Regions from separate parts of the Homo sapiens genome. Here all the other regions are linked to region 2. Evidence: read pairs that join two places in POLR2A ChIA-PET (ENCODE). Cell type or tissue: MCF 10A. All regions are shown on one strand. Region 1 overlaps CBL (Cbl proto-oncogene). Region 2 holds the start of H2AX (H2A.X variant histone). Region 3 has its middle 5.6 kb from the start of HYOU1-AS1.

The links. ChIA-PET counts read pairs that join two places held together with the same protein. Peaks named below come from ENCODE experiments on the same cell type or tissue, not always from the same donor. Only the 100,000 strongest peaks of a DNase experiment are listed, where the experiment ranks them.
Region 1: POLR2A ChIA-PET joins it to region 2 with 6 read pairs; 8 of 35 experiments call an interaction of 5 or more read pairs at or near these places.
Region 3: POLR2A ChIA-PET joins it to region 2 with 6 read pairs; 22 of 35 experiments call an interaction of 5 or more read pairs at or near these places.

What each region holds. Positions count from the first base shown.
Region 1 is chr11:119,226,564-119,230,563 of GRCh38, forward strand. All of the region lies in intron 1 of CBL (Cbl proto-oncogene), which reads left to right. Among named protein-coding and RNA genes, the nearest start is that of CBL, 22 kb to the left of the region's middle. In MCF 10A, no CTCF peak of the experiment used is centred here; no DNase peak of the experiment used is centred here.
Region 2 is chr11:119,093,954-119,097,953 of GRCh38, forward strand. It overlaps H2AX (H2A.X variant histone), which reads right to left and starts at 1,512. Exons shown (of 1, transcript NM_002105.3): 1 at 1-1,512. The coding sequence starts at 1,441. The coding sequence ends at 1,010. It overlaps DPAGT1 (dolichyl-phosphate N-acetylglucosaminephosphotransferase 1), which reads right to left. Exons shown (of 9, transcript NM_001382.4): 6 at 3,902-4,000; 7 at 3,511-3,598; 8 at 3,189-3,344; 9 at 2,557-3,110. The coding sequence ends at 3,045. RefSeq lists enhancers at 309-528, 442-1,005, 1,006-1,569, 1,019-1,448, 1,570-2,133 and 2 more and silencers at 619-748, 759-898, 1,599-1,698. In MCF 10A, CTCF peaks have their summits at 1,044 (motif pointing right) and 1,252; DNase peaks (open chromatin) are centred at 1,098 and 1,738.
Region 3 is chr11:119,036,623-119,040,622 of GRCh38, forward strand. No RefSeq gene overlaps it. Among named protein-coding and RNA genes, the nearest start is that of HYOU1-AS1, 5.6 kb to the right of the region's middle. In MCF 10A, no CTCF peak of the experiment used is centred here; no DNase peak of the experiment used is centred here.

The DNA of each region.
Region 1 (4,000 bases), 130 kb after region 2:
TCTCTTGCCTCAGCCTCCTGAGTAGCTGGGACTCCAGGTGTGTGCCACCATGCCTGGCTGATTTTCGCATTTTTCATAGAGACGGAATTTCACCATGTTGGCCAGGCTGGTCTTGAACTCCTGACCTCAAGTGATCTGCCTACCTCAGCCTCCCAAAGTGCTGGGATTACAGGCATGAGCCACCACGCCCCGCCTGAAGCAAGACATTTTGATATGGCTATTTGATTCAATCTGGTCAAAGTACTAAAATGTTATTTAGTCCTTTAAAAATTTAATTGAAAACTTAAAAACTTATAGCTTAGGCTTTAGCATAATGTCTCTTTGGTGACTTCCTTACCTGTTCCACAAATCTCTCTCATTACCTTCTCCACCTTGTTCACTATGCTTTAATCTCACTGACCTTTCTATTCTTCAAACAAATCTCAACCACTTACCACTTTAAGACCATTGAAGTACAATGGTTTGATGGTACGGTGGTTTGATTTGGGATTTTTCGACTTTATGATGGTGCAAAAGTGATAGCTATTCAGTGGAAACTGCGCTTTGAATATCCATATAACCATTCTGCCATTCTGTTTTCACTTTTAGTACAGTATTCAATAAATTACATCAGTTATTCAGCACTTTATAATAAAGTAGTAGGCTTTGTGTTAAGATGATTTTGCCCAACTCTAGGCTACTGTGTTATGAACATGTTTAAGGTAGGCTAGCTAAGCTATGATGTTTGGTAGGCTAAGTATATTAAATATACTATTGACTTATGATACCTTCAACTTAGGATAGGTTTATTGGAATGTAACTCCATTGTAAATTGAGGAACATCTGTAGTTGTTCGCTCTTTTTGGGCTACTCTTCTGCTGTAGCTGGCTTTTTTCTCTAATTTCAACTCTTAGCCTCAATGTCGCATCAGAAAAGCCTTATCTACTAGTCACCCAGCACTTTCTTATCATATTAGCCTATTTTAATTCTATAGTGAACCTTATAATTTTCTTTTTTTTTTTTTTATGACGGAGTTTTGCTCTTGTTGCCCAGGCTGGAGTGCAATGGTGCGATCTTGGCTCAACGCAACCTCTGCCTCCCGGGTTCAAGCAATTCTCCTGCCTCAGCCTCCCAAGTAGCTGGGATTACAGGCATGGGCCACCACGCCTGGCTAATTTTGTATTTTTATTCCAGACAGGATTTCTCCATGTTGGTCAGGCTGGTGTCGAACTCCTGACCTCAGGTGATCCACCTGCCTTGGCCTCCCAAAGTGCTGGGATTACAGGCGTGAGCCACCGCGCCCCGCAAACCTTATAATTTTCTTGTTGAATTCATTTTTATTGTTTTATTGCTTGATTCCTCTCACATTCAGATACCTTGTCTTTTTACTTCTGTGTCCCTGTGCCTGACACATATTTGTTGAATGAATATGTTGAGAAAAATAAAAACTGGTACAACCTTTAACTTACAGCCTCCATATGTACAAATTGGTCTCTGTCTGAACCTATGCTCACTCTTTTTTTTTTTTCCTATTCTAGGAGGCGTCCTCTTCTTTTAAAATATATGTATTTTAATGTATTCTCTTTTTTTTGAGATAGAGTCTCATTCCGTTGCCCAGGCTAGAATATGGTGGTGTGATCTTGGCTGACTGCAACCTCCGCCTCAAGCGGCCCTCCCACCTCAGCCTCCTGAGTGACTGGGACCACAGGTGCCCACCACCATGTCTACTTAATGTTTTTTTATATGTTTTTGTAGAGATGGGGTTTTGCAATGTTGTCCAGGCTGAATTTTAATTTTTTAGAAATAGACACAAAGCATTTTGGGAGGTCGAGGTGGGCGGATCACCAGAGTTCAGGAGTTTGAGACCAGCCTGGCCAACATGGTGAAACCCTGTCTCTACTAAAAATACAAAAATTAGCCGGGCATGGTGGCGCATGCCAGTAATCCCAGCTACTTGGGAGGCTGAGCCAGAAGAATCACTTGAACCTGGGAAGCGGAGGTTGCAGTGAGCTGAGATCGCACCATTGCACTCCAGCCTGAGCGACAAGAGCAAAACTCCATCTCAAAAAAAAAAAAAAGGAAATAGGGACAAGGTCTTGCCATGTGGCCCAGGCTGGAGTGCAGTGGCTGTTCACAGGCATGATCATAGTACACTGCAGCCTCAGACTCTTGGACTCACTCAAGCAATCCTTCTGCTTCAACCTCTGGAGTAGCTGAGACTTACACCCACACCACCACCACTCCTAGCTAATTCCTTCTCTCTCTCTCTCTCTTTTTTTTTTTTGGAGACGTGGTTTCGCTCTTGTCCCCCAGGCTGGAGTGCAGTGGCGTGGTCTTGGCTCACTGCAAACTTTGCTTCCCGGGTTCAAGTGATTCTCCTGCCTCAGCCTCCCAAGTAGCCGGGATTACAGGTGCCTGCCACCATGCCTGGCTAATTTTTTTTGTATTTTTTAGTAGAGACAGGGTTTCACCATGTTGGCCAGTTGTCACTTATCTCCTTTTCTCTTCTGGATCTTTCTTAATATAAAGCATGTTTAGTTTTCAGTTTTTGCTAGATCTTAATCTCTAGTTACAGTGTCGGTCTTCCCCACTTCCTTCCACAGACTAACATAGGAAACTACAATTTTAATATTTTTGTTGTGAAATGTAGTCTGTTTATAAATACCTGACTTACTTTTGGAATGTAGCACTTGTAAACTGGGAACTGTCTGTATTTGTTTTATTAATATGAGTTATTAACTCTGTTGTACTTAGAATATAGTTATCTTCCGAGGTGGAGTCTTTTTTCCCTGGCCATGTTCTTCCCTTTTGACTTGAACACTTGATAAGAATGAAGAGCTTTCTAAAATGCTGTGAAAATATTCATGAACCAAATGTTTTTGTTGATTCAGCTTGTCTTTGTTTGCTAGGCTTATATATGGGGCTAGCTGGATGTGGTGGCATGAGCCTTTAATCCCGGCTATTCAGGCAGTTTAGGCAGGAGGGTTGCTTGAATCCAGGAGTTCGAGGTTGTGGTGAGCTATGATTGAGCTCCAGCCTGAGAGACAGAGGGAGTCTTTTTCTCAAAAACAACAACAACAACAACAAAAAACAAAAACTTAAGAAAACAAGAGTTCAAGAAATGTTGTATTGAGAATGATGTATTTAGTTTTACAATTTTCATATTATCATTTGAAGAGTTGTGTTTTGTTTTTTTTTTTTCTTGAGACCAGAATCTTGCTGTGGCCCAGGCTGGAGGGCAGTGGCATGGTCTTGGCTCACTGCAACTTCCACCTCCTGGGTTCAAGTGATTCTCCTGCCTCAGCCTCCCGAGTAGCTGGAATTACAGGCATGTGCCACCATGTCCGGCTAATTTTTGAAGAATTCTTGATCATTAGTCATTAAACAGGAATTTATCCTAAGGAAATAATCTGATGTATAGAAGAATGAAATATCCAAGCACGTTCATCACTGTGATGTTGCAGTAGTAAAGACTTGAAAACAAAAGAAATGTTAAAGTTGGGGGGAGATGGTTAAGATATGTTATTGTCTATCCATAGACTAGAATTATTTAAATATCTCAAAAAAGTTTATAATGAGCTTTCGGTGACACAAGAAAATAGGTTTTTGTTTTTTGTTTTTTTTTTTGAGACGGAGTCTTGCTCTGTCACCCAGGCTGGAGTGCAGTGGCGCGATCTCGGCTCACTGCAAGCTCCGCCTCCTGGGTTCACACCATTCTCCTGCCTCAGCCTCTCCGAGTAGCTGGGACTACAGGCGCCCGCCACCACGCCCGGCTAATTTTTAGTATTTTTAGTAGAGACGGGGTTTCACCGTGGTCTGGATCTCCTGACCTCGTGATCCGCCCGCCTCAGCCTCCCAAAGTGCTGGGATTACAAGCGTGAGCCACCGCGCCCGGCCTGAAAATAGGTATTTTTAAATGTGAAATAAAAACGAGAATGTCAGGCTTATGCTTCCATTAATGTTAGCTTAGGTTGTTTTGAACCAAATATACTGCTAATAGCAAGAAAACTTAGAAGACATA
Region 2 (4,000 bases):
AGCTGCAGAATTCCAGTTCAGAAGCCAACGGAGGCTCAGTCCAGACAGGGATTAACCGACTTGTGCTGGTATCTAGGTGCTTGGATTGCCGAGTTGAGTTTGCTGGAAGGGAAATGGGGCGGCGTCGGGGGGCCCGACAGGCCTGGCTGCCAGTCGGCTTCCGCGAAAACGACTCTTGCTGTCCACATAGCCAGCCGTGAAGCCAAACTGCAGGCCTCTGCCCTCCCCTAAATGTCCTCCTAGGAGGCAGTCACTCGGGAGGAAGATGTGCCTGTTACCAAGTGCTTCGTCCCGGCCCCAGCGCAGACCTATGAATGAAGATGGAGGGAGAGCTGATGTGAAAGGCCTGGGTCCCGGCCGCAGAAGGGGCGCCAGACCGAAATCGGCGATCGCGTCTCTCCCACCAAAGCCTCCCGGCCAGCGGCCGCGTCTGAAAGTCCTGGGCTAAGCACCACGCCGGGGGGGTACCAGACACCCCGGCTGCAGCTGCCGAGGGCCTCACTCACCTTCAGGGCCGCCGGCCTCTCGGCCTGGACTGCCCACCTCGGCCCTGCGTCAGAGCGGAAGGCCAAGTCTTCCAGAAGGTGCTGCGGCCTCCCCGCAGCCCCTTAGCGACTCGGGATGGGGCGGCTGAGTCACGAACGCCGAGGCGGGCAGGTGCGGCGCCGCCGGCCTCCCCCCGGCAGGCTCGGGTCTTCCGCGCCACGGAGGTCCCCGAAGAGCGCCCAAGCCGCATCCGGAAGGCCCGAACCCTACCGGAGGGCGGACGGCGGACAGGGCAGGGCCCGAGGCCGACGCGGCAGGCGGTGCGGGACGGGAGCGGGGGCGGGCGGGGACTCGAGGCCGGGCGGCGAAGGCGGGCGAGGGGAGGGGAGGGGAAGGGAGCCGCGGCCCGCTTGCCCCGCAGTCTGAAGCGGCTCAGCTCTTTCCATGAGGGCGGTGGTGGCCCTTAAAAGGGCCTTTGTGGTGGCATGGGGAGGCCTGGCGGCCGGCCGCGGCGCGGGCCCTCTTAGTACTCCTGGGAGGCCTGGGTGGCCTTCTTGCCGCCCGAGGGCGCCTTCGGCCCCACGGTGGCGCTGGTCTTCTTGGGCAGCAGCACGGCCTGGATGTTGGGCAGGACGCCTCCCTGGGCGATCGTCACGCCGCCCAGCAGCTTGTTGAGCTCCTCGTCGTTGCGGATGGCCAGCTGCAGGTGGCGGGGGATGATTCGCGTCTTCTTGTTGTCGCGGGCCGCATTGCCCGCCAGCTCCAGGATCTCAGCGGTGAGGTACTCCAGCACTGCCGCCAGGTACACTGGCGCGCCGGCGCCAACGCGCTCGGCGTAGTGGCCCTTCCGCAGCAGCCGGTGTACACGGCCCACTGGGAACTGGAGGCCGGCGCGCGACGAGCGCGACTTGGCCTTGGCGCGGGCCTTGCCGCCAGTCTTGCCGCGGCCCGACATGCTAGCGAGGTAGACCGGTGAAGCACGACGGCTCAAACACTAGAACAGACGCCCGCCGCAGTGTAACTGCTGTCGCGCGCGCGCCGCGAGGCCGCCTTTATAAGCCCCCAGGACACACCTCTGCGCCCTCCTGATTGGCTCTTTTCTCCAATACCCGCCTCCGGTTGGTTGCGGTTAACCCTTGGGTGTCGCGGCTCGGCTGAGGGAGCGCGCCCGCTGATTGGTCGAATTTGAAAACCTTTTGCCCGGGGAGAAAAGGCGAGGAGGAGGGGTAGCACGCAGACTGCCAACTATCCGCTGATGTAGCCAATCCTTGTAAAGCGCGCGAGATTTAAACACTACAATCGGAAACCAGAAGCGGAAGACCAAAGGGGTGGAGTCTGAGGCCACCTAGAGAGCGTCTGGGAAATCTGTGCCGGCGTAGGATTTTTAAAGGAAAGGGGTCAATATTATAGCTACTGCAGCCCTCCTTTCCAGGTCCAGTCACTCCCTACTCCCTTCTCCTACCTGACAAAGGGAGAATGGAAAAGTGAAGAAATTAGACCCCTTAAAAGTTTTCTTTTTTTTCTTTCTTTCTTTTTTTAATAGACCGGGTGTCACTGGCTCTGTCACCCAGGCTGGAGTGCAGTAGTGTGATCTCAGCTCACTGCAGCCTCGAACTCCTGGGTTCAAGGAATCCTCCCTGCTAAACCTCCCTCGTAGCTGGTACTACAAGTGCTCCACCACACTTGGCTAATTATTTTATTTTTGTAGAGACGGAGTCTCGTTTTGTTGCCCAGGCTGTCTTGAATTCCTGGGCTCAGGCAATCCTCCTGCCTCAGCCTCCTAAAGTGCTGGGATTACAGGCATGAGCCACTGCACCCGGTGACTCTTTGAAAGTTTGTTCCCATGCCAGGAAACAGGATAACTTCAATTTTGTGGCCCTCCATGCCACCTCTAGTATCAGGATTTAAATATTTATTCAATATGTTCTGTTTGGTCTCAGTTCTGTTCACTTCTTGTTAGACGGGGTCTGATGGGGCAGAGAGATAGGCATCCTGTTGGAGGAAGTACCCCCACCACCCCTCCCAATCTACCCAAAAATGCCCATATAGGAAATATACCTACATAAACAATAAGAAAAAGACAACACTTTATTGTCTCCATTGAGAGCATGTGGCCCCCTGCTTAGTTCTTACTAATCAGAACACTTAATTTACAATCAAATGACATGTCACCGTGGAGCCTGTGTTCCTAGCCCTGGCCCAAGTTCTATCCCAAAAACCAGTGGTTCCTTGAGAGTCAGGACTCTGAAATGTGAGTGTGGATAACTGCAAAAAAAGCTGCTGTATCCCACCCTATGAGGCTGCAAAGATGGGATGGAGAGGGAGAGAGTAGCAAGTTGCAGAAAGCCATAGGTAAAATCCAATCAGTAGTCAGCAGAGGGCAAGAAACGCCCAGGATGCCAATGATCACAGAGAAAGGAAAATGCTGAGAACAAAATCTGGAGGAGTATGAAGAGTGAGAGAGGCCTGGGCAAGGAGGCAGTCTGGGACCAGAGAGAGAGGTCAGCCTGAGTCAGGAATCCTAGAGACTGTGAGGTAAAGGACAATGATCAAGGGACTCAGACATCATAGAAGAGTCGAACGAGCTGATATCGAATGGAGAAGGTGATGGCACTGCCCAGGATCTGCAAGGAGAAATGGACTGGAGTAAGAATCACGCAGAAAGGGAGACACGGAGGTATAAACTCGATTCCCATCCTCACCTGCAGCAGCAGCAGGAGCAATGTGAGGTTTCTCTCATGTATGGGCCCAAGGACTTTAAGTAGCAAGTTGATGAGGGTCATGTTGTTACATTCAGTGAATTCACCATCTTCAGTCTCACTCTGGTGTACTGTCACCAGCTGGAGGCTCTCTGCCACCTGGAGGGACCAGAGGTGAAGAGAACCTCAGCTAATACCTATGCTTTAGGAATGTGGATCTATTTAATGCTTTCAAGTTCCCCTTGGATCTGATGTAGGACTAGGTTCCCCATTCCTCAAGGTCAGGATGGCAGCCTAGGGCCTTACCTCCTTGTTACCCTGTTACCTTTAAAATAAAGGTGCCCAAGAAAGAGAGGCTCTTGGTCTTGAACTTGGAATAGCTCATCTCCAGTTTGCCTGTCTTGATATTGAGTCTGCGGGGGGAAGATAGCTTCATGTGACTGGGCCACTATTTGAACCCTCCTCCCTGTGGCTAATAGGAAGAGCATTGAATGTGGAGTCAACCTGAGATCTATTTCTGGCTCTGCTGCTTACTGTTATCAGAACCACTGTAGCAGATTATGCAAATAAATGTGCTTTGTAAGTTATAAAGGGCTACTCACATGGAAATAGCCCTTCTTTGGGCCCACTCCCTTTGCACAGCAAATGTATAGGCTGGCATTAGATATCCCAAGTGAAAAGGCTATGATGTCCATTTCAAGCCAAAAAGCGGCTACCTGGGTATGCGGTGGCGAGGGCAGGGGATGATATGCAGGAGCTGAGGCAGTGAGTAGAGGAAGTTGAACACCTGGGGCATGAAGAATAGTAGCATGGTC
Region 3 (4,000 bases), 57 kb before region 2:
TTGAAACACTTTGGAAGGCCAAGGCAGGAGAATTGCTTGAGCCGAAAAGGTTGAGGCTGCAATGAGCTGTGATCACGCCACTGCACTCCCTCCTGGGTGACAGAGTGAGACCCTGCCTCAAAATAAATAAATAATAAATAGATAAATGAATAAATTGTTCTAGGTATTTAGAAAAAATCAACTTAGATCTCTATTGCACACTCCACACAAAATAAATCCCAGATAGATTTAAAAATGCCATTTAAGACCTGGCACAGTGGTTCACGCCTGTAATTCCAGCACTTTGGGAGGCTGAGGAGGGCAGATCACCTGAGGTCAGGAGTTCAAGACCAGCCTGACCAACATGGTGAAACTCTGTCTCTACTAAAATTACAAAAATTAGTTGAGCGTGATGGCACATGCCTGTAGTCCTAGCTACTTAGGAGGCTGAGGCAGGGGAATCACTCAAACTCAGGAGGTGGAAGTTGCAGTGAGCTGAGATTGCACCACTGCACTCCAGCCTGGGCGACAGAGAGAGACTCCGTCTCAAAAAAATAAATAAATAAATAAAGAGGCTGGGCGTAGTGGCTCACGCCTGTAATCCCAGCACTTTGGGAGGCCAAGGCAGGCAGATCACCTGACGTCAGGAGTTTGAGATCAGCCCAGCCAACACGGTGAAACCTCATTTCTACTAAAAATACAAAAATTAGCCGAGTGTGGTGGCAGGTGCCTGTAATCCCAGCTACTTGGGGGCTGAGGCAGGAGAATCGCTTGGACCTGGGAGGCGGAGGTTGCAGTAAGCCGAGATCGCAGCATTGCACTCCAGCCTGGGGGACAAGAGCGAGACTTCATCTCAAAAAAAAAAAAAAAAGAAAGAAAAGAAAAAAGAAAATGTCATTTAAGAAAATAAAACTGCTAGGCGTGGTGGCTCACGCCTGTAATCCCAGCACTTTGGGAGGCTGAGGCAGGTGGATCACGAGGTCAGGAGATCGAGAACATCCTGGCTAACACGGTGAAACCCCGTCTCTACTAAAAATACAAAAAAAAAAAAATTAGCCGGGCTTGGTGGCAGGCACCTGTAATCCCAGCTACTCGGGAGGCTGAGGCAGAAGAATGGCATGAACCTGGGAGGCGGAGCTTGCAGTGAGCCAAGATCGCGCCACTGCACTAAAGCCTGGACGACAGAGTGAGACTCCGTCTCAAAAAAAAAAAAAAAGAAAAGAAAGAAAATTAGGCCGGGCGCGGAGGCTCACGCCTGTAATCCTAGCACTTTGGAAGGCCGAAGTGGGTGGATCACGAGGTCAGGAGATCGAGACCATCCTGGCTAACACAGTGAAACCCCGTCTCTACTAAAAATACAAAATTAGCCAGGTATGCTGGTGCATGCCTGTAATCCCAGCTACTCGGGAGGCTGAGGTAGGAGAATTGCTTGAACCTGGGAGGCGGAGGTTGCGGTGAGCCAAGATCACACCATTGCACTCCAGCCTGGGCAACAAGAGCGAAACTCCGTCTCAAAAAAAAAAAAAAAAGAAAATTAGAGATGGTATCAACATGGGAGAGGTAACTTGATAAATTAACACTGAGGAATTTACTTGGTAAAGGGGGATAATATAAATTTTGAAAGCTTAAGGAATTGACAGAAAAATAAACATAAGAATAGGTCTTAATCATTAAAGAGTAACCACCAGAATAATCCCAGCTGCCATGCTTGGCTAATTTTTTATTTTTATTTTTTGTAGAGATGGGGGTCTCACTATTGTTGCCCAGACTGGTCTCGAGCTCTTGGGCTCAAGTAATCCTCTCGCCTCAGCCTCCCATAGTGCTGGGATTACAGGCGTGAGCAACCACGCCCAGCCATGTGAGAGTTTTAATTCCTCTACAGCCTCATCAACACTAGTTTTCTTTTTTTTTCTTTTTTCTTTTCATTTATTTATTTATTTATTTATTTATTTATTTATTTATTTATTTTGAGACAGAGTCTGGCTCTGTTGCCAGGCTGGAGTGCAGTGGCGAGATCTTGGCTCACTGCAACCTCCTCCTCCTGGGTTCAAGTGATTCTCTTGCCTCAGCCTCCCATGTAGCTGGGATTACAGGCGTGTGCCACCACACCCGGCTAATTTTTGTATTTTTAGTAGAGATGGGGTTTCACCATATTGGCCAGACTGGTCTTGAACTCCTGACCTCAGGTAATCCGCCCGCCTCGGCCTCCCAAAGTGTTGGGATTACAGGTGTGAGCTACTGCGCCCAGCCAATTTGTGTATTTTTAGTAGAGACAGAGTTTTGCCATGTTGGCCAGGCTGGTCTCAAACTCCTGGCCTCAAGTGATCCACCCACTTTGGCCTCCGAAAGTGCTGGGATTACAGATGTGAACCACTGCCCCCGGCCTACAGAGAGCAGTTTTATTAATCAAATGCTAACAGTTGAGATATGGCCAGACTCATGCCTTTAAAAGACTGTTCCAGCTTTTTGGGCTCAGTGAAGAGATTTCATAAGAAAAACTTGGCATGGGAAACATATGGGAGTGGTACAGGAGGGTATCTATGTGTCTTGTTCCGATAGCTCTCTTGAGTAATTTCTTGTCTGGAAGCCCAGTTGGCATCATCTTGACTTCTACCTGGTGGTTTTGGATTAATTGGTCGTGACTCCCCCTAAACAGGAGGATTCGGTAGCTGAAGGGGTGGGTTGCTCCTCCACACCTGTGGGTGTTCCTTGTTAGGTGGAACGAGAGACTTGGAAAAGAAAGAGACACAGACAAAGTACAGAGAAAGAAATCGGGGGACCAGGGGACCGGCGCTCAGCATATGGAGGATCCCGCCGGCCTCTGAGTTCCCTTAGTATTTATTGATCATTATTGGGTGTTTCTCGGAGAGGGGGATGTGGCAGGATCATAAGATAATAGTGGAGAGAAGGTCAGCAGGTAAACACGTGAACAAAGTTCTCTGCATCATAAACAAGGTAAAGAATTAAGTGCTGTGCTTTAGATATGTATACACATAAACATCTCAATGCCTTACAGAGCAGTATTGCTGCCCGCATGTCCCACCTGCAGCCCTAAGGCAGTTTCCCCCTATCTCAGTAGATGGAATATACAATCGGGTTTTACATCGAGACATTCCATTGCCCAGGGACGAGCAGGAGACAGATGCCTTCCTCTTGTCTCAACTGCAACGAGGCGTTCCTTCCTCTTTTACTAATCCTCCTCAGCACAGACCCTTTACGGGTGTCGGGCTGGGGGACGGTCAGGTCTTTCCCTTCCCACGAGGCCATATCTCAGGCTATCACATGGGGAGAAACCTTGGACAGTACCTGGCTTTCCTAGGCAGGGGTCCCTGCGGCCTTCCGCAGTGTTTTGTGTCCCTGGGTACTTGAGATTCCTTCAAGCATTTGTTTAGCAAAGCACATCTTGCACAGCCCTTAATCCATTTAACCCTGAGTTGACACAGCACATGTCTCAGGGAGCACAGGGTTGGGGGTGGGGTTACAGATTAAAATGGAGTCTCTTATGTCTACTTTCTATACAGACACATTACCAATCTGATCTCTCTTTCTTTTCCCCACAGGTAGCTGGGTCTTTATTCCTGGCTTGTTTCAAAATTAGCCCCTGGCTGAACAGGATGGCTCATGCTTGTAATCCCAACACTGGGAGGCACAGGCAGGAGGATTTTTTTTTTTTTTTTGAGATGGAGTCTTGCTCTGTCACCCAGGCTGGAGTGCAGTGAGTGATCTCCGCTTGCTGCAAGCTCCGCCTCCCGAGTTCATGCCATTCTCCTGCCTCACCTTCCCAAGTAGCTGGGACTACAGGCACCTGCCACCATGCCCGGCTAATTTTTTTGTATTTTTAGTAGAGATGGGGTTTCACCGTGTTAGACAGGATGGTCTCGATCTCCTGACCTGGTGATCTGCCTGCCTCGGCCTCCCAAAGTGCTAGGATTTCAGGCATGAGCCACTGCGCCCAGCCCCACTACGCCCAGCTATTTTTTGTATTTTTAGTAGAAATGGGGTTTTGCCATGTTGGCCAGGC